Regions from separate parts of the Homo sapiens genome. Here region 2 is linked to region 1. A link is an interaction called in ENCODE POLR2A ChIA-PET data of the cell type or tissue named here. Cell type or tissue: OCI-LY7. All regions are shown on one strand. Each heading gives the region's core, and the rest is flanking DNA. Links, peaks and the distances in the headings are about the cores only.

The links. Peaks named below come from ENCODE experiments on the same cell type or tissue, not always from the same donor. Only the 100,000 strongest peaks of a DNase experiment are listed, where the experiment ranks them.
Region 2: POLR2A ChIA-PET joins it to region 1 with 13 read pairs; 3 of 35 experiments call an interaction of 5 or more read pairs at or near these places.

Annotation. Positions count from the first base shown.
Region 1 is chr1:45,728,645-45,743,815 of GRCh38, reverse strand. IPP (intracisternal A particle-promoted polypeptide) reads left to right here. Exons shown (of 9, transcript NM_005897.3): 3 at 2,484-2,915; 4 at 14,047-14,202. Among named protein-coding and RNA genes, the nearest start is that of IPP, 14 kb to the left of the region's middle. In OCI-LY7, for the core only: no CTCF peak of the experiment used is centred there; a DNase peak (open chromatin) is centred at 8,035.
Region 2 is chr1:45,938,696-45,953,866 of GRCh38, reverse strand. The region is part of intron 4 of MAST2 (microtubule associated serine/threonine kinase 2); the gene reads right to left. Among named protein-coding and RNA genes, the nearest start is that of MAST2, 140 kb to the right of the region's middle. RefSeq lists enhancers at 11,879-12,378, 12,379-12,880. In OCI-LY7, for the core only: no CTCF peak of the experiment used is centred there; a DNase peak (open chromatin) is centred at 6,136; H3K4me3 peaks cover 413 bases; H3K27ac peaks cover 1,777 bases.

The DNA.
Region 1 (15,171 bases), core at 6,827-9,326:
TGGTCTCAAACTCCTGACCTCAAGTGATCCACTCACCTCAGCTTCCTAAAGTTCTGGGATTACAGGGGAGAGCCACTGTGCCCAGCCTCTTTTATTTTTTATTTTGTGAGACAGAGTCTTGCTTTGTCACCCACGCTGGAATGCAGTGGCAAAATCATTGCAGCTTGACCTCCAGGGCTCAAGCTATCCTCCCACCTCAGCCTCCTGAGTACCTGTAGGACCACAACACACACCACCATGCCTGGCTAATTTTTAAATTTTTTTTGTAGAGATTATGTCTAGCTATGTTGCCCAGACTGGTCTCAAACTCCTAGGCTCAAGCAATCCTCCCACCTCAGCCTCCCTAGTAGCTGAGACTACAGGCGCACATGCTACCACACCTGGCTAATTTTTTTTTTTTTGAGGCGGAGTCTTGCTGGGCTTAGTGGCGCACACCTGTAGTCCCAGCTACTCAGGAGGCTGAGCCAGGAGAATTGCTTGAACCTGGGAGGCAGAGGTTGCAGTGAGCAGAGACCATGCCACTGTACTCTAGCCTGGGCAACAGAGCAAGAGCCTGTCTCAGAAAAAAAAAAAAAAAAAGATGGGTGTGGTGGCTCACGCCTGTAATCCCAGCACTTTGGGAGGCTGAGGTGGGTGGATCACCTGAGGCCAGGAGTTCGAGACCAGCCTGACCAACATGGTGAAACCTCGTCCCTACTGAAAATACAAAAATTAGCTGGTTATGGTGGTGCGCATCTGTAATCCTGGCTACTTAGGAGGCTGAGGCAGGAAAATCACTTGAACCCAGGAGGTGTTGGTTGTAGTGGGCCGAGGATGCACCACTATACTCCAACCTGGGTGACATAGTGAGACTCTGTCTCGAAAAAAATAAAAAAATAAAAAAATAAAAAAAAGAAAGTGAAGCCCTTGGAAAAGAAAGTGGTATACGTAGTTAAGTATTTAATAGTTTCTCTTATGTTATAGATTATTGGTTATTCCTAATATTAAAAACTAGCATTGTGTATAATCCCTGCACTTTGGGAGGCTGAGGTGGGTGGATTGCTTGAGCCCAGGAGTTTGAGATCAGCCTGGGCAATGCGGCAAAACCCTGTCTCTAAAAAAAAAACCACAGAAAATTAGCCGATCATGGTGGTGAGTGTCTGTAGTACCAGCTACTCGGGAGGTTGAGGTGGGAGGCTCACCTGAGCGTGGGAGGCAGAGGTTGCAGTGGGCCAAGATTGCGCCACTGCACTCCAGCCTGGACAACAGAATGAGACACTGTCTCAAAACAAGCACAAACAAAAAATGAACATTATGTGGCGTTTTATCATAATTGAAGATAGAGACCTTGTCTTACTCTCCCCAGTGCCTCAGTAAATGTCTGTTACATGCATATAACCTTATGTTAAAAGCATAGACTTTATTTGTTGTTGTTGCTGTTGTTGTTTGTTTTTTTTCTTTCCAACTTTTAGGTTCAAGAGGTACATATGCGGGTTTGTTCCATGGGTAAATTGTGTGTCTTGGGGGCTTGGTATGTAGATAATTTTGTCCCCCAGTTAATCAGTATAATACCTGATAGGTAGTTTTTCAATCTTTACCCTCCTCCTACCCTCCACTCTCAAGTAGGCCCGAATGTGTATCCATGTCTTCTTGGTGTCCACGTGTATGCAATGTTTAGCTCCCATTTATGAGTGAGAACATATGATATTTGGTTTTCTGTACTTGTGTTAATTTGCTTAGAATCATGGCCTCCAGCTCCATCTGTGTTGCTGTAAAGCACATGATTTCCTTCTTTTTTATGGCAAAAGCATGGACTTTGATGTCAACCCCTACCTTGCAACTTGCTTTACCATGCAACTTGTGGACAAGTGACTTAAACTTTGATTCTGTTTCTTTAATATGAAAATAAGGCTGGGCGCGGTGGCTCACGCCTGTAATCCCAGCACTTTGGGAGGCCGAGGCGGGCGGATCACAAGGTCAGGAGATCGAGACCATCTTGGCTAACACGGTGAAACCCCGTCTCTACTAAAAATACAAAAAATTAGCCGGGCGCAGTGGCGGGCGCCTGTAGTCCCAGCTACTCGGGAGGCTGAGGCAGGAGAATGGCGTGAACCTGGGAGGCGGAGCTTGCAGTGAGCCAAGATTGTGCCACTGCAATCCGGCCTGGGCTAAAGAGCGGGACTCCGTCTCAAAAAAAAAAAAAAAAAAAAAAAGAAAATAAGAAAAATAATAATATCTACCACATGGGATTATAATAAGGGTTAAATTAGCATATAAAGCAATTAATACTGCACCTGGTTCATTGTAAGTTTTTCATAAATGTGTTAGGTATCGTTATCGTTTAAATTTTGTGCTCTTTACTCAAATCCTTGATTGCCTTTTTTAGTGTCTGTCTACTCTGCAGGCATCAAACTATCAGTGAAATCAAGTATAATACTTTTTGAATATGGTAAGCCAATGTTTGTTTTTATTTTATTGGCCATTTTGTCTTCCTACTTCTCTAGGTATAGTGAACATAGGTGTGAATAATGTCCAGGAGTTGATTATTGCAGCAGACATGCTACAGTTGACTGAAGTTGTTCATCTTTGCTGTGAATTTCTGAAAGGACAAATTGATCCACTGAACTGCATTGGAATTTTTCAGTTCTCTGAGCAAATTGCCTGCCATGATCTCTTGGAATTCTCAGAAAACTACATTCATGTCCATTTCTTGGAGGTTCATAGTGGAGAAGAGTTCCTGGCACTTACGAAAGATCAGCTGATCAAAATTTTGCGAAGTGAAGAGCTTAGCATTGAGGATGAATACCAGGTCTTCTTAGCTGCAATGCAATGGATTCTGAAAGATTTGGGAAAAAGAAGAAAACATGTGGTGGAAGTGCTAGACCCAATTCGATTCCCTTTATTACCTCCTCAGAGACTTTTAAAGTATATAGAAGGTAACTTTTTTGCTATATATCGAATTAGTTGATTAATTATCCAGTGATGTGTTCTCTGAAATGTGGGAGAGTGTTTTCATTTTTTGGTTCAGTAACAGACATTTATTGAATGATTACTCTTTTTTTTTCTTTTTTTAAAATGTATTGAATGATTAAGATACAACTTTTGTGTTCTGTGGGTGGGCAGTAGTATTTTAATATTTCTACCCACTATTTTTATCAAAATCTTTCTTGAGATTGATTACTAAGGCAGATTAGTGTTATAGATAAAAATTACTGACAGAGCTACTAACATACCACTGCTGTTGACAGAACCAATTATTTCAGTTAAGATTTCCTAGGGGGGGTCAGCCCCCCGCCCGGCCAGCCGCCCTGTCTGGGAGGGAGGTGGGGGGGTCAGCCCCCCGCCCGGCCAGCCGCCCCGTTCGGGAGGGAGATGGGGGGTTCAGCCCCCCGCCCGGCCAGCCGCCCCGTCCGGGAGGTGAGGGGCGCCTCTGCCCGGCCGCCCCTACTGGGAAGTGAGGAGCCCCTCTGCCCAGCCACCACCCTGTCTGGGAGGTGTACCCAACAGCTCATTGAGAACGGGCCATGATGACAATGGCGGTTTTGTGGAATAGAAAAGGGGGAAAGGTGGGGAAAAGATTGAGAAATCGGATGGTTGCTGTGTCTGTGTAGAAAGAGGTAGACATGGGAGACTTTTCATTTTGTTCTGTGCTAAGAAAAATTCTTCTGCCTTGGGATCCTGTTGATCTATGACCTTACCCCCAACCCTGTGCTCTCTGAAAAATGGGCTGTGTCCACTCAGGGTTAAATGGATTAAGGGCGGTGCAAGATGTGCTTTGTTAAACAGATGCTTGAAGGCAGCATGCTCGTTAAGAGTCATCACCACTCCCTAATCTCAAGTACCCAGGGACACAAACACTGCGGAAGGCCGCAGGGTCCTCTGCCTAGAAAACCAGAGACCTTTGTTCACTTGTTTATCTGCTGACCTTCCCTCCACTATTGTCCTATGACCCTGCCAAATCCCCCTCTACGAGAAACACCCAAGAATGATCAATTAAAAAAAAAAAAAAAAAGATTTCCTCTTGCTACTCTGAAAAATTAAGCAAAACCTAACACTTGGAGAAAATGCATACACTAAAAATAAAAAAATTCAATGAATCCTGTAAATCCTTTCATTATAAAATAAATTTGGTATTGATATACAATTATGGCCTCTGAGTAGCCTTTGAATCATCTTTAGATTCTAAACTTAATTCTGAAAATATGTTTTACCATAGTATAAAATAGTTTTTATGTTTATATTAGAAAAATGATGTTTAAATTTATTTCTAAGAATTACTTTAGGCCAGGTGCAATGGTTCACGCCTATAATTCTGGCACTTTAGCAGGCCAAGGCAGGCAGATCGCTTTAGCACAAGAATTCAAGACCAGCCTGGGCAACATGGTGAAACCCTGTCTCTACAAAAAAAAAAAAAAAAAAAAAAAAAAGGCAAAAAATTAGCCCAGCACGGTGGCATGCACTTATAGTCACTGCTACCTGGGAGGCTGAGGTGGGAGGATCACCTGAGTCCAGGAGGTCAAGGCTACATTGAGCCAGGATTGTGCCATTGCTCTCCAGCCTACTTTAGACCTGGTTTTGAGATTTGAAGTTTTTACTCTTGTCATGCACTGAAAGATTAGGTTGCTATTGAATTACAAATGATTTTATTACAAGTTAAATACACTACTAAGCATTAACGGTGTAATTCTGTAAATACATAATTTAAAATAATGAGTTATTAGTTTTTCTCCACTCTTAGCAATGTTAACATAATTTTGTAGGTTTTTCTGAGTGATATCTTGTTTTACTACAGATATAGTTGATTGTTATTTGCAGTAGCTATGTTGTATAAGTCTGCTGCAAACACGGAATTAGCAAATACTGAACAATTGCTCCTAGGGGAAATACAGGTTTAGGTTCCTGCAAGCCTATAGTCACAACATTTTTGTCACATAGTCAATAGAGCCTTGTTTTATATAGATTTTTTTCTTGTTTTTTTTTTTTTTTTTTTTTTTTTTGAGATGGAGTCTTGCTCTGTCACCCAGGCTGGAGTGCAGTGGCACAATCTCGGCTCACTGCAAGCTCCGCCTCCTGGGTTCACACCATTCTCCTGCCTCAGCCTCCCAAGTAGCTGGGACTACAGGCGCCCGCCACCATGCCCGGCTAATTTTTTGTATTTTTAGTAGAGACAGGGTTTCACCGTGTTAGCCAGGATGGTCTCGATCTCCTGACCTCGTGATCCACCCGCTTCGGCCTCCCAAAGTGCTGGGATTGTAGGTGTGAGCCACTACGCCCGGCCTATATAGGTTTTTGTCTAAAACCACCTTATTTAATATATATTATTGATTCATTAACAATGAACTCATGGCCACCAGTCTATAACTCATCCCTGAATGAAACTCTATCTAACATAGGTATTTTCTCTGTAAGGCACTTCATAGCTTTCTTGCACTTAGGGACACTAGGTAACAACTGAACATTATGGTTAGGGGCCATTTTAAACAGCAAAATTACCAACAAAAAGCACAAAAATGCAAAAAAAAAAATGACACTAAATAGACTGTGGAAAAGGATACTTGTTTATAGCATAAGAGCTGAAATGAGAAGACAGAGTGAAACTTTGACCTCACCCAGAAAGTACATGTAGGGTGATTTAAATTTTTTGCCACTCTGTGCATGTCTGTGAATGACTGCAAAAGAACAAGTGCAGTAGTCCCCCTTTATCCATGGGGGATACATTCTAAGAACCCCCCAGTGGATGCCTGAAACTGTAGGTGATAATGAACCTAATGTACATTATGTTTTTTCCTATAAATACATACCTATGATAAAGTTTAATTTATAAATTAGAGACAGTAAGAGATTAATAATAGCTAATAATAAAGTAGAACAATTATGTTCATATTTGTAATAAAAGTTATGTGGATGTACTTTATCTTAAAATATCTTATTATACTGTCCTTACCCTTCTGGTGATGATATGAGATGATAAAGTACCTATGTGATAAGATGAAATGAGGTGAATGACCTAGGCATTGTGTTACAGTGTTAGGCTGTTAATCAAAACTAATGTAAAACTTAAGAACTGTGTATTTCTGGGCCAGGCACGGTGGCTCATGCCTGTAATCCCCGCACTTTGGGAGGATGAGGTGGGCAGATCACTTGAGCCTAGGAGTTCAAGACCAGCCTGGGCAACATGGTGAAACCTGTGTCTACAAAAAATAGAAAAATTGGCTGGGGATGGTGGCATGTGCTTGTAGACCCAGCTATTCATGGGGCTGAGGTGGGAAGGTCACTTGAACCCAGGAAGCTGAGGCTGCAGTGAGCCAAGATTGTACCACCGTACTCTAGCCTGGGTGGCAGAGCCAGACCCTGTCTCAAAAAAAAAAAAAAAAAAAAAGAATTGTTTATTTCTGGAATTTCCACTTAATATTTTGGAAATATTAATGGGTAATTGAAATCATGGAAAGTAAAACTGCAGATAAGGGGACTACTATATTAATTTTGGGGTTACAAATACATTTTAGCAAGTAGGTATATTCACAAATAAGGAATACATCTTATTCCTTATTTAATTGTGTATAGGAATACACTATTTAAATGTTTAAACAAGGGAGAGAAATTATCCAGACACACATTGGCATGAATCAGGTGAGAATTTAGGAGTGGGACAAAAGCTTTCATGACTGAGTTGGTTTTTCCAAGTGTAGCAGACACAGAGTACTAACAGAAATTTCTTCTGCTAGGAGCAAGGCAGTGTCCCCTAGAAATGGGACATGTTTTCCTACAGCTTTTTCTTTTTTTTTTTTTTTTTTGAGATGGAGTCTCGCTCTGTCGCCCAGGCTGGAGTGCAGTGGCGCGATCTCGGCTCACTGCAACCTCCGCCTCCCGGGTTCATGCCGTTCTCCTGCCTCAGCCTTCCGTGTAGCTGGGACTACGGGCGCCCGCCACCACGCCCGGCTAATTTTTTTTTTGTATTTTTAGCAGAGACGGGGTTTCACCATGTTAGCCAGGATGGTCTCGATCTCCTGACCTCTTGATCCACCCTCCTTGGCCTCCCAAAGTGCTGGGATTACAGTCATGAGCCACCGCGCCCGCCTCCTACAGCCTTTTAAAATTATAATTTATAATTTAAAATTAGACACAGTGAGAGTGTCTAATTCAAGTCCCGAAGTGTTTTTTAAGCATGCCCAGTAGTTATCATCTAGTGGTATTTCAGTGAAGGAAAATACTGCAACGATCAAGGGAGAAGTAAATTGATTTTTTTTTAAGGCAACCATAATATTTTTCAACTTTGAAACTTTTCCTCTTTGATCATATTGGAGAAAATATAAGCAACTTGTGTAGAAAAATGAGACTATAAAATTCAGAGGGAGCAAAATCTTAAATGGTTAAGTTATATTACATGAAATGCGTAGATTTTTTTCCATAGTATATATATTATTGTACTTACAACTGAAATAATTTAGGCAATTTAATATTATTAGATATTTGATTATATGTCTGTTTCTTATATTTTAGAGAATGATTTTACTTATCTTTAAATGGAATATGCTTATTATAAAAAGTTTAGGTAATACAGAAATATAAAAACAACAATAGGCTCGGCGTGGTGGTCACAACTGTAATTCCAACACTTTGGGAGGCCAAGGCGGGATGATCACTTGAGACCAGGAGTTTGAGACTAGCCTGGGCTGAACATAGTGAGACCCTGTCTCTACAAAAAAAAATTTTTTTTTTTTTTTTTGAGATGGAGTCTCGCTCTGTCACTGAAGCTAGAACGCAGTGGTGTGATTTCGGCTCACTGCAACCTCCGCCTCCTGGGTTCAAGTGATTCTCCTGCCTCAGCCTCCCCAGTAGCTGGGACTGCAGGCCTGTGCCACCACGCCCGGATAATTTTTTGTATTTTTAGTAGAGACAGGGTTTCACCATGTTAGCCAGGATGGTCTTGATCTCCTGACCTCATGATCCACCCTCCTTGGCCTCCCAAAGTGCTGGGATTACAGGCGTGAGACACCGCGCCTGGCCTACAAAAAAATTTTTTTTAAAAATTAGCCAGGCGTGGCCTGGTGTGGTGTCACGCATCTGTAGTCCCAGCTACTCGAGAGGCTGAGGCAGGAGAATTGCTTGAACCGAGGAGGCGGAGGTGGCAGTGAGCCAAGATCGCACCACTGCACTCCAGCCTGGCGACAGAGCAAGACTCTATCTCACAAAAAAAAAAAAAAAAAAAAAAAAATAGCCAGGTCTGGTGGTGCTTGCATATAGTCCCAGCTAGGAGGATCAATTGAGCCAAGGAGGTCGAGGCTGCAGTGAGCTGTGATCATGCCACTTCACTCCAGCCTGGGTTAGAGAATGAGACCCTGTCTCAAAAAAAAAAAAAAAAAAAAAAAAGCAAAATTAAATCAATAAAAAATAAAATAAGATAAAAAATAAAGCAAGACCTTGTTTCTACAAAAACAACATTTAAAATTAGTTGCTGGGTGTGGTGTCTCATGCCTTTAATCCCAGCACTTTGGGAGGCAGAGGCAGGTGGATCCCTTGAGGTCAGGAGTTCGAGACCAGCCTGGCCAATATGGTGAAACTCTGTCTCTACTAAAAATACAAAAATTAGCTGGGCGTGGTGGCATGTGCCTGTAGTCCCTGCTACTCTGGAGGCTGAGGCAGGAGAATCACTTGAACCCAGGAGGTTGAGGTTACAGTGAGCTGAGATCGCACCACTGCACTGGAGCCTGGGTTACAAAGCAAGACTCCATCTCAAAATAAAAGCAAATAAAATTAGGCTGGGCACAGTGGCTCACGCCTGTAATCCCAGCACTTTGGGAGGCCAAGGCAGGCAGATCACCTGAGGTCAGGAGTTCTAGACCAGCCTGGCCAACATGGTGAAATCCTGTCTCTACTAAAAATATAAAAATTAGCTGGGTGTGGTGGCACACACCTGTAGTCCCAGCTACTTGGGAGGCTGAGGCAGGAGAATTGCTTGAACCTGGGAGGTGGAGGTTGGTATGAGCTGAGTTTGTGCCACTGCACTCCCACCTGGCAACAGAGCAGGACTCTGTCTCAAAGAAAAAAAAATAGCCAGGTGTGGTGGTGCATGTCTGTATTCCCAGCCACTCAGGAAGCTGAGGCAGGAGAATTGCTTGAACCCAGGAGGCAGAGGTTGCAGTGAGCCGAGATCTCACCACTGCGCTCCAGCCTGGGCGATAGAGTGAGATTCTGTATCTAAATAAATAAATAAGTAAATAATTTAAAATTACCCTGGCATGGTGGTGCCTACTAGTAGTCCCAGCTACTTGGTGGGAGGCCGATGGGGGAGGATCACTTGAGCTCAGGAGTTTGAGGCTGCAGTGTGCTATGACTGTGCCAGTGCACTCCAGCCTGAGCAACAGAGCAAGACTCTTGTCTCAAAGAAAAAAAAATAAGGAAGAAAAGAATAAAAATAAAAATAATTTTATACATATTATTTATAATACAAAAAATTTACCTAAATCTTGCTATAAGTTAACAAAAGAAGAAACTGAAGTAATAACTAATTTCAGATTTATGTTCCCTTGTCCCAAGAAATATTTATTCTAAAAGGTTCATGTAGAATTAAGGACAAAAGATGAAAATCATTAAAAGAATCATAGTTTCAAATTGTATTTCAATTTTAAACAGTATCAACTTTTTGCTAAGAAAAATTAGGTAATTAGCATTTTTATTTTTCTTTCCACTCCTTTTTTTGTGTCAAGGTGTATAGCCCTTATTTATATATATATTTGTAGTCATGATTCCCCTAGCTCTGTCCTTTTAGTTTTGAATTTAAATGGATTTGATGTTCTCTACCAGCTTTTTGACCATGGTCTTTTCATTGATGATTTTTTTTAATATGCATTGTTTTGGTTGGCTGGATTTCATCATCAAGTGCTTTTTTAAAGAAAGCCTCATGATTACTGTGTTTCCTGAATTCCTTCATATTTGAGAATTTCTATGTGTTGCTTTTTAAATTTCACACCAATTTGGGTGGGCATAATACTGTTTTTTTTTTTTGAGACGGAGTCTTACTCTGTCTCCCAGGCTGGAATGCAATGGCGTGATCTCGGCTCACTACAACCTCCGCCTCCCAGGTTCAATCGATTCTCCTGCCTCAGCCTCCCGAGTAGCTGGGATTACAGATGCCCACCGCCACACCCGACTAATTTTTGTATTTTTAGTAGAGACGGGGTTTCGCCATATTGGCCAGGCTGGTTTTGAACTCCTGACCTCAGGTGATCCGTCTGCCTCGGCCTCCCAAAGTGCTCAGGCGTGAGCCACCATGCCTGGCCAATATTCTTTAATTATAATGATTCTCCTATGTCTCCTCTCCTCAAATTTTGTAAGGCATAGTTTGGATTTTGGGGTTTTTTTTTTTAATGACTTGCTTATTTATTTATTTATTTATTTATTTATGTTTTTTTGAGATGAAGTCTTACTTTGTCACCCAGGCTGGAGTCAGTGGTGTGATCTCAGCTCACTGCAACTTCTGCCTGCTGGGTTCAAGCAATTCTTCTGCCTCAGCCTTCTGAGTAGCTGGGGACTACAGGCGTGCACCACTATGCCCGGCTAATTTTTGTATTTTTAGTAGAGATGGGGTTTCACCATATTGGCCAGGCTGTTCTCGAACTCCTGACCTTGTGATCTGCCCACCTCGGCCTCCCAAAGTGCTGGGATTACAGGCGTGAGCCGCTGCACCTGGCCATGACTTGATTTTTCTGATTGAATATCTAAGGAATTCTCTTTCATTATTCTTGATTTGTTTTGAAGTTGATCATTTTTTCATTAGACTGCCATATATCTTTTCTCTTTGAAATTTTAGTTTTTCCTTCATTTTGGGGAAATTTTCTTATGTGAAATTTCTAAATACTTTAAATGTTTCAAGGCCGGGCACGGTGGCTCACACCTGTAATCCCAGCACTTTGGGAGGCTGAGGCAGGCAGATCACGAGGTCAGGAGATTGAGACCATTCTGGCTAACACAGTGAAACCCTGTCTCTACTATAAATACAAAAATTAGCCAGGCGTGGGGGTGGGTGCCTGTAGTCCTAGCTACTCGGAAGGCTGAGGCAGGAGAATGGTGTGAACCCAGGAGGTGGAGCTTTCAGGGAGCTGAGATCGCACCACTGCACTCCAGCCTGGGCGACAGAGCTAGACTCTGTCTCTAAATAAATAAATAAATAAATAAAAATACTTTAAATGTTTCATTTGGTAGTCTTCTTCCTTTTATTGGAACTTCTTTGTCATTCATATTTATCATCTTCTAATGTTACAGTATTTTTTCTCTCTATTCACAATTATTTTCTCAAGCTTTTCCTCCACATCAGTAATTTGATTTTCAGTCATATCTATTGTTTCTAATTTATTAACTCTACAATACTGTCATTTCATTTCTTACTTTGTTTTCTTAGCAATGCATCTCATCTGTATTTGAGCTCTTGTTTTGCAGGACCTACATTGTTTTTTGTGTTTTTTTTTTTTTTTTTTTGAGGTGGAGTCTCGCTCTTTTGCCCAAGCTGGAGTGCAGTGGCATGATCTCGGCTCACTGCAACCTCCCCGTCCCGGGTTCAAGCGGTTCTCCCTGCCTCAGCCTCCCAAGTGGGTGGGATTACATGTGCCCACCACAACGCCCAGCTAATTTTTGTAATTTTTAGTAGAGATGAGGTTTCACCATGTTGGCCAGACTGGTCTTGAACTCTTGACCTCAGGTGATCCACCCGCCATAGCTTCCCAAAGTGCTAGGATTACAGGCATGAGACACCGTGCCTGGCCAGGAGCGACATTCTTAAACAATTGTATCATGTGAAGCACTTACGAGGAGTCTGTCTATTTGTAGCTGATGTTTTCTTCTGACTGAATTCTTCACTCTCTTATCTTCTTTTTCCTGGGATGTACTTTTTTTCTTTTTCCCCCGAGACGGAGTGTTGCTCTGTCACCCAGGCTGGAGTGCAGTGGCCGTGATATTGGCTCACCGCAACCTTTGCCTCCCGGGTTCAAGCAATTCTGCTGCCTCAGCCTCCTGAGTAGCTGAGATTACAGGCATGTGCCACCATGCCTGGCTAATTTTTGTATTTTTTAGTAGAGATAGGGTTTCATTATGTTGGCCAGGCTGGTCTCTTAACTCCTGACCTCATGATTCACCCCCCTCGGCCTCCCAAAGTGCTGGGATTAGAAGCGTGAGCCACCACACCTGGCCCTGGGATGTACTTTAATAAGGCATATGCTCTTTCTTGATATCTTGCTCATACTGAACTGTTGTTCATGTCAACTCTGTTCAAACTCTGTTCTGTTAATACAAGAACTAATTCTCCTTGGCACTCTTTCTACCTAGTACAACTACTTTGTTTTCTCTAGTCTAAAATTTGAAGGCTATGTGTTGTGTTCTTGCCACCTTTGTTCTGTTTTGTTTTGAGACAGAGTCTCACTCTGTCACTCACACTGTCATGCAGTAGGGCAGTCATAGTCACTGAAGCCTTGACTTCCTGGGCTCAAGTGATCCTCCCTCCTCAGCCTCCAGAGTAGCTGGAACTAAAAGTTCATACCACCACGCCCAGCTCATTTTAAAATTTTTTGTAGAGACAGGGTTTCACTGTGTTGCCCAGGCTGGTCTTGAACTCCTGGCCTCAAACAGTCCTCCCACCTCAGCCTCCCAAAGTGCTGGGATTACAGGCATGAGGCACTGTGCTGGCCCTTGCCACTTCTTTCTAGCCTGAGGCATGAGGGTGGTTGAAGACTAGAGATCCACTAGGGCTGAGATCCTTACTTAGGAACTTGACTTTGATATCTCTCTATTGAGTTCTTGTTATTTATCTTATATCTGGGTCTACTTAACCTAGCCAGAGATGTATCCCACTAGTGTGGACTTTGGCTAGCACAGTGTTCTGTTAGAGAGCAAATCCAGGTGATCCTTTCTACCTTAACTGATGGTCTTGTAAAGACTTTCCCTTTTAATGATTTTGTTCCTCAACTTTTCTCAGTTCTGCTTTTCATTCTTGATTCTGTCTGCAAATTATTATTAGTGAGAATTCTCAAGATTTTGTTAGTTGACCATTTTTCTTCAATATTGCTTCTTGTCTGGGATACAGAGAAAAGATTAGAGATGGAAGGATAGGAGACAATCTCTTGCTAGCATTATAATGCCTTTGTGCAAATTAGGAAATAGTGCCCTTTCAGGGAGAACAGGTCTTACAACTTGGCAAATGAACACAGGTTGACTCTCATGCCGTTTACCTCCTCAGCTAAGCATGCTTGAGCAAGGACAACCTACCTCATCATATGCATAATCCTTTTAGGATATGGTACTCATGCCACCAGAATTTATTTTTCTTGCTTTGTCTATCATTCTTAAATGTTAATGACATAATTTTATATCTTTTTTGTTACGTTGTAAGTATAGAATTTGTGGCTATTTTAATTTTTAAATTTTGTTAGATAATTGTGATCTTGTTTCAGTTTGCAATCTTTATTTGGAAATTCTTCTTTTTTTTTTTTTATTTTTGAGACAGAATCTCACCCTGTCATCCAGGCTGGAGTGCAGTGGTGCAATCCTGCTTCACTGCAAACTCTGCTTCCTGAGCTCAAGTGGTACTCCCACATGAACCTCCTGAGTAGCTGGAACTATAGGCATGTGCCACCACACCCAGCTAATTTTTGTATTTTTTGTAGCAGCAAGGTTTCATTCACCACATTGGCCAGGCTGGTCTCTAACTCCTGGGCTCAAGCAATCCACCTGACTTGGCCCCCCAAAGTACTGGGATTACATGCGTGAGCTACCACGTCTGGCCTGGAAATTCTTATGCATGGGGGGATACTGTGAAGCATATATATTTTTTAGTTGCTATTCTGCTTATATATGAAGCATATATTTTAACAACAACCTTTTTTATTCTTCATTAGTGAAGAAAATACTTCCCTTAAAATAGTCAGTACCAATATTTGGTATTGTAGGAAACAAACACCATTGTTTGATGATGATTTTTTATTTCTTGATGGTTAAATGTATCTTATCTTTATAGAAATGTGTTTTTTCAATATTATTTAAAAATTGTTTAAAACATTGTCTTTTTAAATATTGTTTTAGGAGTATCCGATTTTAATCTTCGTGTTGCATTGCAAACACTTCTGAAAGAGTACTGTGAAGTATGCAAATCTCCCAAAGAGAACAAGTTTTGTAGTTTTCTGCAGACATCTAAGGTTCGACCTCGGAAGAAAGCAAGAAAGTACCTGTATGCAGTAGGTGAGAGAGCCCTTAAAAAAGTAATAGAAATTATATTTGTGTTCCAGATCAAACCTTTTTAATATTTTGTTGTTATTACTATACATGTCAGAATATGTGGGTGTGTTGAAGAGGCATATTTAATTTCACATACAGACTACAGATTTATAAACTGCATTTATATATTATGACAAATATGTCTAAAAAGAAATAGCTATTCATTTGATATCTGTTATTCTGTGATCTAAACCTTTGAGTTCGTAGATTATCCAGTTATCAAATAAGTGACTAAAGAAGTGCTGCTTTAAAAGTAAAAAATTTGAATTATTGTGAAAAATAAAGAAAATAAATCTCAAGTTTTTAAACTATTCACAGTATCCTAGTCATTAGGAGTGATAGGAACCAATGATCTCCAAAGTGTGGTTATAAAAGATGATCCATAGGAATATCAGAGGAACATATTACAACTTCTTCTTTTTTTTTTTTTTTTTGAGGTAGTCTTACTCTGTCTCCCAGGCTGGAGTGCAGTGGCGTGATCTCGGATCACTGCAATCTCTGCCTCCTGGGTTCAAGCGATTCTACTGCCTCAGCCTCCTGAGTAGCTGGGACTACAGGCATGCGCCACCATGCCCAGCTAATTTTTGTATACCTATATATATATATATATTTTAAGTAGAGACAGGGTTTCACCATATTGGCCAGGCTGGTCTCGAACTCCTGACCTTGTGATCCGCCTGCCTTGGCCTCCCAAAGTGCTGGGATTACAGCCGTGAGCCACTGTGCCCTGCCACATATTACAACTTCTTTTCATTTTTATTTTAAAAAGCATTAAACTTACATCTGGATGTGGTGGCTCATGGCCTGTAATCCCAGCACTTTGGAAGGCTGAGGTGGGAGGATGGTGTGAGCCCAGAAGTTCAAGACCAGTCTAGGCAACATGATGAAACCTTGTCTTTATGCAAAAATACAGAAATTAGCTTGGTGTGGTGG
Region 2 (15,171 bases), core at 4,980-7,479, 210 kb before region 1:
TATTATTTATTGCTTACCTGGATTTCAATACCCTCCTAACTAGTCTCTCTGGTTTACTCTTGTCTTCTACCCTAATCTGTTCTTAATATGAGCAAGCCACAGTGATTCTTTTAAAGCACACATCTGATTATTTCATTCCTCTGCTCAAAACCTTCCACAGGCTGCTAATTTTGCACAGGCACTTCTAGCTACTAGGACCAGCGTTAACTGTTCCCTTTACTTGCAATGTCCTTCCTTCAACTACACAATGGCAAAATCCCTCACTCCTTCAAGGCTTTATTCTAATGTCACCTTCCCAATTTTCTGTTTTCCTGAATCCCCTTTGGTCTACCTTTTTTCCCAATAGCATTTGTCATCTTCTAACATACTACATAAACTATGTTTACTGTCTGTTTCTTCTTTTCTAGAGTGAGCTCTAAGAGGTATCCCAATCACCTAGAAATAGTACACAGGGCATAGGAGGTTTTCGACAAGTGTTTATTGAACAAATGAATGTATTTCCACAGAAGCAGGTAGTCAGAATTCCCCGCAAGGGCAGCAGGCATCAGAGGAACTAGGAGAAAAGTCTTTGCTCTAAGGTAAAGTTTTCCTCCAAGTCTGATGGCAACTCTCCTTGAATTAATCAAGTTTTTTTTTTTAACCTCTGCTCTATTGGTTTAGAAATTACATATTGTTTTGTTTTTTTCTGTCCTAAAGTAGTTGTTATTATTCAAGGTTTAATAGGTGTTCTTGTCTCAACAATGTCTAAAGTTAACCAGCACCTCAACTCTCTTTCTGAACAAAATTAAAAGATCCTAGATCGCTTTTAACTCCAATCCTCCCACTCCCTTTCAACTTACCTATTATTACAATCTATTATTTCAGGTCTATCTTACTTTTACATTGCCAAATTAGTAATTATTATTTTATACAATAATTGCTTGCTTAGATTTACTCATGTATTTTCTAATTTCACTGCTTAACATTCCCTCTTGGGATCTCATGTATTTCTTCTTTGTTTCTGAAATATATCCTGTAGTAATTATTTCAGAGAGGATCTGATAGTAATAAATCTTCTCTATAGATTTTGTTCTCTTGGTTTTTGATGGTCTGAAAATGGCTTTTTTTGGTCACTCACTTCCACTGCTAATTTAGCAAGTATGGATAATTCTAGTGTCTTGTTCAGAGTAACTTTTTTCTCAATACTTTAAAAATATTATTCTGTAGTCTTATGGCTCCTGTTATTGCTGTTGAAAAGCTTACTCTTAGCATAAGTGCTGTTCCTTTGTACTTAATTTTTCTTTTTCTGTCTGGTTGCTTTATTTTAACCATTAACTTATTTTTTTAGATATATTTCCAACAATATAAAATTCACCCTTTTAAAATGTACAACTCATTCATTTTTAGTATATTCACAAGGCTGTGCAAGCACTGCCACTATCTAATTCCAGAATATTTTCATTGCCAAAAAGAAACCTTGTACCCATTAGCAGTCATTCTCCATCCCATTCTCCCCACAACCAACCACCAACGTACTGTCTCTATGGATTCACTGTCTCTGTGGACTCTACGTATTCTGGACATTTCACAGAAACTGAATCATACATTATGTAGTCTTTGGCTTCTTTTACTCAGCATGTTTTCATGCATGTTGTGGCATGCATAAATTCTCCATGCCACAATTGTTAATCCTTTCATAAAATGACAAGGTATTTGGGTTGTTACTACTTTTTGGTTATCATAGATGCTGCTGCTGTGAACATTTGTTTACAAGTTTTTGCATGAACATATATTTTCAATTTTCTTGAGTGAACTTTCTTGCTGAGCTCTTTTACTTTAGTGAATTCTTGAGGGTTCTTTAAGATATTCTCTTTGTTTTCATGGCTCTGCAGTACTGCAATGTATCTAGATGGGGATTTATTTTTATTTATTATAGTGGGGACTCACCATGCTTCAAGATGTTCCTTGTTTGTTTCTAATCAGTTCTGGAAGGTCTCAGTCATTATCTCTATGAATACTGCCTCTTCCCATTTCTCCATATTCTGTTGGACCATCTGATCATATCTTCTGTATTTCTTAGCTTTCATTCATAGTTTATATCTTCCCATTTCTGTCTTGCACTCTTGATAAAAATTTTACTTTGTCCACAGCTCTATTATTTAACACGACTGTTGCATTTTCAATTTCAACAACACAATACATATATTTTATTCCTCGAATTCTAATTAGCTTTTTGTCCAAATATATTTGGTCTTTTTTTCTCTTGTTTCTGTTTCCTTCTTTTATATTCTTTTTTGTTTGTTTTGAGACAGGGGATCACTCTGTCACCCAGGTTGGAGTGCAGTGGCTCAATCTCCACTCACTGTTGCCTCTATTTCCTGGGCTCAGGTGATCCTCCCACCTCAGCCTCCAGGGTAGCTGGGGCCACAGGCCCATGCTACCATGCCTGACTAAGTTTTGTATTTTTTGTAGAGACAGGGTTTTACCATATTGTCTGGGATGGTCTTGAACTCCTGGGCTCAAGTGATCCGCCCGTCTTGTCCTCCCAAACTGCTGGGATTACAGGCATAAGCCATCATGTCCAGCCTCCTTCTTTTATATTCTTAATAATTTTAAATATACTAATCTTACAGTCTTAATCTCTAATGTTACTTTGTTTTTCTTTTTGAGACAGGTTCTCACTCTGTCATCCAGGCTAGGGTGCAATGGCACAATCACAGTTCACTGCAGCCTTGACCTCCCTGACACAAGCAATCCTCACCTCAGCCTCCCAAGTAGCTGAGAAAACAAGCATGCACCACCATGCCCAGCTAATTAAAAAAAAAAAAATTTAGTAGAGATGAGACTTCACTATGTTGTTCAGGCTGGTCTTGAACTCCCGGGCTCAAGCGATCCTCCCACCTCAGCCTCCTAAAGTGCTGGGATTACAGGCATGAGCCACCACACTCAGCTAACATTCGTATTTTTTTGTAGAGACAGGGTTTGACCATGTTGCCCAGGCTGGTTTCGAACTCCTGGGCTCAAGCAGTCCACTCGCCTCAGCCATCCAAAGTATTAAGATGAAAGTTGTGAGCCACTGTGCCCACCCTCTAATGCTACTTTCTGAAGTTCCAAACTGTTTCTTTTATCTATTGATTTTCACTTAGGGGAGATTGGTTGGTTGGTTTGTAATTTTGTACTACAAACTTACCTTCAGTGAAGCTGCATTTATGAGAATCCTATGATACCTGATTTGAGGGTATGTCACTTAATAGAAGTGTTAAGTTTGTTTCTGACAGATGAGCCAGAGTTATTACCAGCCCAGAACCAGCTTCTAGACCACACAAAGAGTATAAACTCCAACCCCCAATTTCAGTTAAGTGAAGGCTTACAGGTAGAAATTTTCAAGGGAGACGTCTTTCCTTTATTAAAAGCCCTATTTAAAATCCAGATGAGATTAAGAAAGTTCTTTTTATCTGTACATGCCAGTGGTTTTCCTAGTCCATTCCTGCACTGAGGGTGAAGTCTTTTGAGGGTCCTAATTGTATGTAGGGGGTGTCCATTCTAATTGCTTACACTAAACAAGCCAAGACCTCATCTTTTTTCCCCTCAAGGTTATTGAGACTAGCACATCTCCTCCCTGACCCCATTTTTGGAAGCTTCAAAGCTGGCTCCCACTGTTATTATTATTATTTTTTAGGTTCAGGGGTACATATTCAGGTACATAGGTAAACTCCTGACACAGGGGTTTGTTGTATAGGTTGTTTCATCACCCAGATATTAAGCCTAGCACCCAATAGTTACTTTTCCTGCTCCTCTCCCTCCTCTCTCTCTCCACCCCCAAGTAGACCTCAATGTCTGTTGTTTTCCCTTCTTTGTGTTCATGAGTTATCTTCATTCAGCTCCCACTTATAAGTAAGAACATGCGGTATTTGGTTTCCTGTTCCTGGGTTAGTTTACTTAGGATCGTAGCCTCCAGCTCCATCCATGTTCTCGCAAAAGACATGATCTTGTTCTTTATGGCTGCATAACATTCCATGGTATATATGTACCACATTTTCTTTATCCCATCTATCATTAATGGGCATTTAGGTTGATTCCATGTCTTTGCTAATGTGAATAGTGCTATAATGAACATTCGTGTGCATGTGTCTTTATGGCAGAATGATTTATATTCCTCTGGGTATATACCTAGTAATGAAATTGCTGGGTCAAATGGTACTTCTGCTTTTAGCTCTTTGAGGAATCACCATACTGCTTTCCACAATGGTTGAACTAAATTACACTCCCACCAACAGTGTGTAAGTGTTCCCTTTCCTCCACAACCTTGCCAGCATCTGTTATTTTTTTACTTTTAACAACAGCCATTCTGACTGGTGTGAAATGATAGATCTCATTGTGGTTTTGATTTGCAGTTCTCTAATGCTCGGTGATATTGAGCTTTTTTTCTTATGCTTGTTGGTCGCATGTATGCCTTCTTTTGAAAAGTATCTGTTCACGTCCTTTGCCCACTTTTTAATGGGGTTGTTTTTCTCCTGTAAATTTGTTTAAGTTCCTTATAGATGCTGAATATTAGACCTTTGTCAGATGCAGATTGCAAATATTTTTTCCTATTCTGTAGGTTGTCTGTTTACTCTGTTGATAGTTTCTTTTGTTGTGCAGAACCTCTTAAGTTTAATTAAACTTGTCCATTTTTGCTTTTGTTGCAATCGCTTTTGGTGTCTTTGTCATGAAATCTGCCCATTCCTGTGTCCAGGATGGTACTGCTTAGGTTGTCTTCCAGGGTTTTCATAGTTTTACGTTTAAGTCTTTAACGCATCTTGAGTTGATTTTTGTATATGATGTAAAGGAGGGGTACTATGTAGCTTCAGTCTTCTGCTTATGGCTAGCCAGTTATCCCAGAACCACTTACTGAATAGGGAGTCTTTTCCCCATTGCTTGTTTTTGTCAGCTTTGTCAAAGATCAGGTTATCATAGGTGTGTGGCCTACGATTTTAAAACCCCTGATTTTTAAAATAGGCTCTCTGTTCTGTTCTATTGGTTTATGTCCCTGTTTTTGTACCAGCACCATGCTGTTTTAATTACTGTAGCCCTGTAGTATAGTTTGAAGTCAGCTTTGTTCTCTTTGCTTAGGATTGCCTTGGCGATTTGGGCTCTTTTCTTGTTCCATATGACTTTTTTTTTTTTTTTTTTTTTTTTTTTGAGATGGAGTCTCACTCTGTCGCCCAGGCTGGAATGGAGTGGCATGATCTCAGTCCACTCCAATCTTCACCTCCCAGGTTCAAGCAATTCTCCTGCCTCAGCCTCCCAGGTAGCTGAGACTACAGACACACACCACCACATGCAGCTAATTTTTTGTATTTTTACTAGAGATGGGGTTTCACCATATTAGCCAGGCTGGTCTTGAACTCCTGACCTCATGATCCACCCGCCTTGGCCTCCCAAAGTGCTGGGATTACAGGCGTGAGCCACCGCACCCGGCCCGGTTCCATATAATTTTTTAAATAATTTTTCTAGTTCTGTGAAGAATACTCTTGGTAGTTTGATAGAAATAGCATTCAATCTATAAATTGCTTCAGGCAATATGATCATTTTAATGATATTGATTCTTCCTATCCATGAGCATGGTATGTTTTTCCATTTGTTTGTGTCCTCTCCGATTTCTTTGAGCAGTGTTTTGCAATTCTCATTGTAGAGATCTTTCACGTCTCTGGTTAGCTGTATTCCTAGGTATTTTATTCTTTTTGTGGCAATTGTAAATGGGACTGCCTTCCTGATTTGGCTCTCTCCCTGGCTGCTGTTGGCGGATAGGAATGCTAGTGCTTTCTGCTAGTGATTGATTTTGTATCCTGAAACTTTGCTGAAGTTGTTTATCAGCTTAAGAAGCTTTTGGGGCCAGGCGCAGTGGCTCATGCCTGTAATCCCAGCACTTTGGGAAGCCAGGGCAGGTGGATCACGAGGTCAGCAAATCAAGACCATCCTGGCTAACATGATGAAACCCTGTCTCTACTAAAAATACAAAAAATTAGCCGGGTGTGGTGGCGGGCAACTGTAGTCCCAGCTACTCGGGAGGCTGAGGCAGAAGAATAGCATGAACCTGGGAGGTGGAGCTTGCAGTGGGCCGAGATGGGCCCTCTACACTCCAGCTTGGGCGACAGAGCGAGACTCCGTCTCAAAAAAATAAAAGAAGCTTTTGGGCTGAGACTATCAGGTGTTCTACATATAGAATCATGTCATCTGCAAACAAGGGTAGTTTGACTTCCTCTCTTTCTATTTGGGTACCCTTTATTTCTTTCTCTTGCCTACTGCTCTGGCTAGCACTTCTACTCTTATTGATTAGGTGTTGTTTTCTCTCTCTGATTTGGGTCCCTCAGGGTTTTCCTCATGTTCTGCTGAAATCAGCTATGCATTTAAAACAACAATGATAATATCTAACAATTACTAAGAGCTCACTGGGCTTGGTTTAAAGCTAACTTGTCCAACTGGCAGCCCACAGGCCACATGCAGTCCAGGACAGCTTTGAATGTGGCTCAATACAAATTTGGAAATTTTCTTAAAACATTATGAGGTGTTTGGGTTTTTTTTTTTTTTTTTTTTTTTTTAAAGCTCATCAGCTATCATTAGTGTATTCTGTGTGTGGCCCAAGACAATTCTTCCTATGTGGCAGAGGGAAGCCAAAAGATTGGCTTGTAAAACTAACAACCCTGGTTTAAAGCATTACATGTAGTATCTCACACCCTATGAAGCAGCGACTATTATTATCCCTTTATTTGGACAAGGAACTGAAGGCTAAGAAATGCTACATAGCTTTCCCTAAGTCAAGATAAAATAATAACATTATTTGAAGGCCTAATCTAACTTGAATTTTCTTTGCCCTCGGACTTTCTTAGTGTGGTGCTTCATCCTCAAATGATCTAAAAGTCAAGTATCCAGAAAATCAAGGGCATTTTATGTGGCCTAACTTCATGGACGAGAGGACAGCAATAAGTACCCTAGGGACTGGTGCAAAACTCTGACGTAGGCACAAATATTGGGGAGCAGGTCTGCTATGACAGAGACTAAGGAAACAGTATGCTCCCACCAAAGTCTTTAGTCGTGACCACCTTGACTACTATTGTGACTATCAACCCTATATCAGGACACAATAAAGAGAGCGCTATCTTGAGCCAGACAAAAAATAAAGAGGTACAGATTATCTCTACACTGAACAATCCTGAATCCTTTCACTATATCTTATAGCAGAAAAGACCACCAGCAATGCAAAGGAAGCATAATTCAGTCCCAGGCAGATTATACCAGCCAAATCTAAACATCTCTGCTACATGTTCCTGCAACAGTTACAACTTACAGGGAAAAGAAACAAATACAGGTCTAAACCTGGAATGCCAAGCCCAAGATATCATGAATTTAATAGACTAAGAACACTTGGAAGGAATCAAGGGTTTTAAAGAAAAGACATAAAGAGAGGGAGGAAATTGGCCAAATATAAGCCAGTACAATCTTCTGCCCTGGAATAATTTATGTGACGTAGTAGCAAGTTCCCTTCATGACAGGCAACTTGTCTCCATCCCCAGTCTCAAGATGAGGATAGGATTTTCCACCACACCTTAGTAAATCTCCCCACCACCAAGAAAACAAGATAATTCTGTCTTTGATTATTTGCAGTTGACATTCACACAGTTCTAATGGAATCAACCTGGTAAAAGAGATAGGAGAAAAATTTAAAAACCCTAGACTGGGCACTGCCTCAGATTCTGGGTATTCTAGGCATGCCTATATTTCCAGTGTCCAGGACAGTGCCTGATACATGTTTATTATTTGGAGAATTAATGAATGGGAGAGACTGGAGAATTAAGGAAAGGGAGATAATGGTTTTGTAATGTATTCTTAAAGCAGTACATCTCTTGGTAATCAAAGGAAAGCAGCCAGTGAGACTATAGATTTTTTTCTCTGAATGGAGTACACTTCCACTACTGAGGCCATCCACAAACATGGGCCTTGGAACTAGTATAGACTGCCCTGATAACATAGTGTCTGGGAAGTTGTGGTATATTTGGTTTGTCTTTACTAGTTCCCATGGCCTCTGGATTTCTCTGGAAGCTCCAAATTATAAGCCCACTCACAGGTTACATTTCTAGACCAGTAGCTTTGAGAGCTAGTGGTTGACAGGAAATGCAAAATGTCCTGTAATTACTATGTATTTTGGCCCAATACATACATAGTTTAAGTGTTACTAATACATACTTTAATCTGTTACTTAATACACAGTTTAATCTGCTACTAATACAGATTAAACCCATCCTGTATTAGTAACAATCCTTCTTTTCTACCTCCTTCCTCAATAAATTGCCCAGCTGTCTGGCCTGTGCCCAAATTTCCATAGCAGAAAAGATTAGAACACAGTTAGTTTCTACGAGGCAGCCATGGGTAGAGACGCTACATAAGGACCAGGCCCCCCACTTTCAATAGACCAGTATCATCATGGTCATTTTTATGGTTGTTGTTTTATCTTTTTATTATTCTGTTTTTTCTTTTACCCTCAATTTTTTATTTTTTATTTCATTTGTATTATTTGTCACATGCCATGATCAGAAAACACAGTCTTTTTGAGATAGGGTTTCACTCTGTCACCTAGGCTGGATTGCAGTGGTGCAATCTCAGTCCACTATAGACTTGACCTCCCAGGATTAAGTGATCCTCCAACCACAGCCTCCTGAGCAGCTGGGAATAAGTGCACACCACCACACCTGGCTAAATTTTGTTTATTATTTCATAGAGACAAGATCTCACTATGTTGCCCAGGCTGGTTATGAACTGCTGGGCTCAAGTGACCCTCCTGCCTCAGTCTCCCTAAATGCTGGGCATTACAAAGGCTTGTGGCAGGAGCCACCACACCTGGTCCACAGTCATTTTTTAATGACAGCTAATTGCAAGGTTCTATGTCAGGCACTTAAAATACTCAAAAAGGTGCAAGTATACTCAATCCTTGGCCTTCAGAGGCTCATAGCTGAAGAGACTTAGATATGTGAAGAAGAGAACTCACAACATATTTTGGCACAGGCAGTCGTGGCACAGAAGGACAGGAGGCTTCCAAGAGGAAGGCAGAAGATCTGAGGAATTCAGAACCCACAGTAGAGAGAGATACTGGAAATACCATGATGGCAAATAAATATGCAAGGGGACTAGAAAATAATCACTCTGAGTTGGAGGAGAAGACGAGAAGGCTCTAGAAGAAATGTTTCTGGAAGGATGGAGTATGGTGGGGGAGAAGATTAAATTAGGAGATTAAATCATCTAATGTAATATACTGAAAAACATTTTGGAGCTCTGATAGAAAATTTGGGGTGAATAAATGATTGCTACATAGAATATAAAGCAATGCAAAAGTGAGACCATTATTACCCTCAGGAAAACAAAAAGTTGCAAAAGAAAACAGACATAATCATAATGCACAATGACTTTATTAGAAATAATATTAAGTTGTATTAATTTGACACTGAAATAGATAAAAAAATTTAAAGTAGTTGGTTTCAATAAATAAAAATCAAGGATGGTAGGAATGGGGTAAGGGAATTTCAAAATCCCTTTATTAGCTTTAAAGAACTAACAGACTTTTGAAATTATGTCCACATATTTCTTTGACAAAATAAAAATTAAATTTAAAATGTGGGTGGCTTACACGTATGTAAAGAGTACAAGAAAGGAAGTGATATTACCTAGGTAGGAGAATATGATGGCAGTAATTATTGTGCATTTTAGTTGGTACAATCATGGCTCAAATCCAAGCTATAGTGGCATGTTTAAAGAAGACTGTCGCTAGAAAAGAGGTCTTGTCTGAGACCCCAAGAGCAGGTTCTTGGATCTCATGCAGGAAATAATTCAGGGTGTCACAGAGTATAGCGAAGTTTATTAGAGACTTCTCTATTACAGAGCAGGACATCCTCAGAATTCAAGAGGAGGAACACCCCTACCTTAAACATACTGCTTGCTTATATAGGTTGTTAAGGATAGTGTACTTCATTACAAAGGCTTGTGATCAGCTGTGACAGGCTATCAGTAGTGTTATTTCCCTATGTTACTACGGATTTTAGCAAAAATTCATGAGTGCATTATTATCTTTAAAGCAAAACCTATTTTTTATTTATTTATTTATTTATTTTTTGAGACAGAGTTTTGCTCTTGTTGCCCAGGCTGGAGTGCAACGGCATGATCTTGGCTCACGGCAACCTCTGCCTCCCGGGTTCAAGCGATTCTCCTGCCTCAGCCTTCCTGAGTAGCCGGGATTACAGGCACGCGTCACCACGCCCAGCTAATTTTGTATGAAAGCAAAACCTATTCTTAAACTAAGAATGCTTTTTGATCTTCAAGTACTGAAACATTTCATAAGTTTCATAAGCATCTTTTCGTTAGTTAGCATCATTAACTTGTTCCCTCAACCCTAAACATCTTGTGACCAACAGTGTCCAACCCCTTGGGAATGTAACCCAGGAGGTTTGGCTTTATCTGGCCTTTAATCAAGATGGAGTCACTCTAGTCTGGATGCCCCTGACCAAACTATCAGATGATCACATAAATCTCCTGTTCAAAATCCTCCAACTGCTATGGCCAAATAAATAAATAAATATCCAAATTAGTGATGAGCATGACAATCAAGACTCTTCATGGTATAGCCCCCTGCTAATTTGTCCCACCCATCATCATGCCTCCAAGAATCTACCATGCACACACTTTACATCCAGTAGTAAACAAGGCCATACCATTATGTCTCTATTCTCTTGCATATGCTACTGTTTCAACTTAAATACCCTTATCCCAAATGTATACCTAATACATGTTAATTTTTCACTTCTCAGCTCAAATTTCCTTCTCTCTGAAGCCTTCCCTGTGTTCTCCAGGACAGAATTGGGGATTGATTGGCTTCCATACACTGACACTGAATCTTGTATTATTCTTCTAAAGGGGACCAGGAAATGTTATCCTAAAGTATGCCACTTTGGCTAAAGACACTAAGAAGCAACAAACTCTCTGCCTTCCCCCTTTCTGCCTAAAAGTAAGGTATAAATTTCCCTTTTGTAAAAGTAATATAAATTTGCATTTGTAAAGGTGTTCTATCTCATGTACCAGGAAGATTCTTAATCACTGGAGATCATTCTTATCACTAGAGACAGCAGTGACTTGAATCTACATGACAAGTGTTACTAAACCCTTATTTACCAAACATTTCCTAGTCACCTTCACACAATTTACTGCCCCTAGCAGCCCAAGCCTTTGTCTAGTTACTTCACAATTAATCATCCTTTGTTAAAATGGTATATAATACCCCCATAACATGCAATTTACCTATATAACAAACCTGCATATGTACCCCAAACCTAAAAGTTAAAAAATAAATAAAAAATAAATGAAATGGTGTACAAGCACCGAATTCTCAGCACCTCTTTGAGTTACTCATCACTGAGTTTTCCCACATGAATACATGTTGCCAAGTGTAAAACTCTATTATGCATCTCCATGTCCTCATCACCACAGGTAGCTTTACTGAAGAAAACTAAAAAACTTTCAAACAAGTGGTCTTTGTCTTATAAAGTGCTGGAAAATAGAATAAAAGAAAAAGCTGCTTAAGTTAATTTACAACATTACTGTAATTTTGATTCAAAGCCAGATAGCAACAGTCTAAGAAAATTACAGTTCCATATCCTTTATAAACATACATGTTTTAATTCTGTAAAACTTGAGCTGGTTCAGTTAAAAAAAAAAAAAAAGAAACCCACTACAATCAAGCTGGACAGTGATTCTCAAGGTATGGTTGGCAAACCTCTTGGGGTCCCTGAGACTCTTTCAGGAGGACAGCAAAGTCAAAACTATTTTCACAGGAATATTGAGACATCATTTACCTTATTCACTGGGTTGGCATTTGCACTGATGTTATAAAAGCAATGGTGGGTAAAACTTCTCGCACCTTAACAAAAGCAAACCTAAACTGTTCTAGTAGCGAATGTATTACTCTCCAAACACTTCTTCATAATTGTGTTACAATATATTACAAGAATAAAGGACAAAAACTACACAACCATCTCAATAGATGCAGAAGACATATTTGACAACAAGACTGAATGCTTTTCTCCCTAAGAGGAGGAACAAGGCAAGTATGTTGGCTTCTACCACTTCTATTCAACATTGTACTAGAGGTTCTAGCCAGTGCAATAAGGAATAAACAAATAAAAAAACAAAAAACAAATAGGAATAAACAAATAAAAAAGATTGGAAGATAAGTAAAACTGTTATCATTCACACACAAAACAATCCTATATGTAGAAAATCCCAAAGAAATTTTTAAAAAACTATTAAAACGGCCAGGCACGGTAGCTCACGCCTGTAATTCCAGCACTTTGGAAGGCCAAGGTGAGTGGATCACAAGGTCAGAAGTTCAAGACCAGCCTGGCCAAGATGGTGAAACCCCGTCTCTACTAAAAATAGAAAAATTAGCTAGGCGCAGTGGCAGGCGCCTGCAATCCCAGCTACTCGGGAGGCTGAGGAAGGAGAATCACCTGAATCCAGGAGGTGGAGGCTGCAGTGAGCCGAGATCCCGCCACTGCACTCTACCCTGGGTGACAGAGCAAGACTCTGTCAAAACAAACAAAAACAAACAAATAAAAAAACAAAAACACCTAATAAAACTTATATAAATAAGTTTGGTCATGTCACCAAATACATGTGTGAAAAACTGATTATATGAATTGGAGCTATCTTGTCATACCCAAGTAGAATCAAGACAAGAGGAAAAGAAAAGCACTCAGGGCACAAAGCACCAACCCAGAAATTATACTGCAAGCTAGCTGCCAAAATAACCTGCTAAAACCTTAAGACCAGTTTTATCTACCACTGTCATTCACCAATCAGAGCTTGCCAGCTTCTAAAAACTTTGCAAGTACCAATGACTTTTCTTTCAAAACAATATGCAACAATTCTCTTTCTAATAAAATCCTCATAGGCCAGGCGCGGTGGCTCACGCCTGTAATCCCAGCACTTTGGGAGGCTGAGGCGGGCGGATCATGAGGTCAGGAGATCGAGGCCATCCTGGCTAACACGGTGAAACCCCATCTCTACTAAAATACAAAAAAATTAGCAGGGCGTGGTGACAGGTGCCTGTAGTCCCAGCTACTGAGGAGGCTGAGGCAGGAGAATGGCGTGAACCCGGGTGGCGGAGATTGCAGTGAGCCGAGATCGCGCCACTGCACTCCAGCCTGGGCGACAGAGCGAGACTCTGTCTCAAAAAAAAAAAAAAAATCCTCAACCTTCTCTTTGCTCTGTAGACACACTGAAGACTACTCTACTCTGTTTGTATGCCCGAAATTACATTTCTGTTTTCCCAAAGAAAACATTTTGTTTAGAGATTTATCTCTATATTTTTATTTGACTTTGACACAGATAGACAAAAGTCAATGTATTTCTATATTCTAGCAACAAACAACCCAAAAATGAAATTAGGAAGGCAACCCCACTCACAATAGCATTAGAAATATTAAAATACTTAGAAATAAATTTAACAAAAGAAGTATGAGACTTGTATGCTGAAAACTATGAAACACTAAAAGAAAATTTTAAAAAGCTAAATAGGCCGGGCATGGTGACTCATGCCTTTAATCCTAGCACTTTGGGAGGCCGAGGCGGGTGGATCACCTGAAGTCAGGAGTTCGAGACCAGCCTGGCCAACACGGCAAAACCCCATGTCTACTAAAAATACAAAAATTAGCCAGGCGTGGCAGTGGGCACCTATAATCCCAGCTACTCGGGAGGCTCAGGCAGGAGAATCACTTGAACCCGGGGTGGGGGTGGTGTGGATGCTGCAGTGAGCCGAAATTGTGCCACAGCACTCCAGCCTGGGCAAAAGAGCGAAACTCCATCTCAAAAAAAAAAAAAAAAAAAAACCCTAAATAAATAGAGAACTTCCGTTCTTGGATTAGAACTCAGTGTTGTTGAGATGGCAATTCTCCCTCAAACTGATGTATAAATTCAAAGTAATCATTATCAAAATGCCAGCAAGGTCTTTTGTAGAAATTGAAAAATTGGGCCAGGCACGGTGGCTCACACCTGTAATCCCAGCACTCTGGGAGGCCAAGGTGGGCAGATCACGAGGTCAGGAGTTTGAGACCAGCCTGGCCAACATGGTGAAACTCCGTTTCTAGGAAAAATACAAAAAAATTAGCCAGGTGTGGTGGTGCATGCCTGTAGTCCCACTGCTTGGGAGGCTGAGGCACAAGAATCACTTGAATCCAGGAGGCAGAGGTTACAGTGAGCTGAGATCGCGCTATTGCACTCCAGCCTGGGCTACCAAGCAAGACTGTCCCCTGCGACCCCACCCCCCCAAAAAAAAATTGAAAAATTGATCCTCATACTTATATAGCAACACAAAGCACCCAAAACACATAAAATAATTTTGAAAAAGAACAAAGTTGGAGGAATTATACCACCTGATTTCAAAACTTAGTATAAAGCCACATTAAACAAAGATAGTGTGGAATTAGCACAAGGATAGGCATATAGATTAATGGAAGGCAAGAGAGAGTCCAGAAATAAACTGTTAACACTTGTGGTCAATTGACTTCAACAAAGGTGTCAAGAGGATTCAATAGTAGAAGGATACCCTTTCCAGCGAATTCTGCTAGAAAAATTGGACAGTCACACACACACATTTGACCTCATACCATACATAAATATTAACTCAAATGGATCATAAACCTAAATTTAGGAGTAGAAAATGTAAAACTTCTGGAAGAAAATGGAAAAAAAAAACAGCTTGGGTTAGGCAAGTAAGTTCTTAGATACCAAAAGCATGATCAATAAAAAATAAAAAATTATCAATTTTTGCATTTCAAACGACACCATCCAAATACATGGAAAGAACCACCATAGACAGGGAGAAAATAATTGCAAATCATATAGCTAATAAAGGGCTTGTATCTAGAACATACAAAGAACTCAAGGCTCAATATTTAAAAAAAAAACGAACAGATTTTTTAAATGAACAAAAATATTTGATCAGACATTCCACCAAAAAAGATATACAAATGGCTAACAATGAGATAAGATGCTCAGATCATTACCCATTAGGGAAATGTAAATTAAAACCACAGTGATATACTACACACCACTAGAATGGTTAAAATCAAGAAGAGAGAGTAATTAGTGCTGGTGAGAATGTTAAAAAATAAA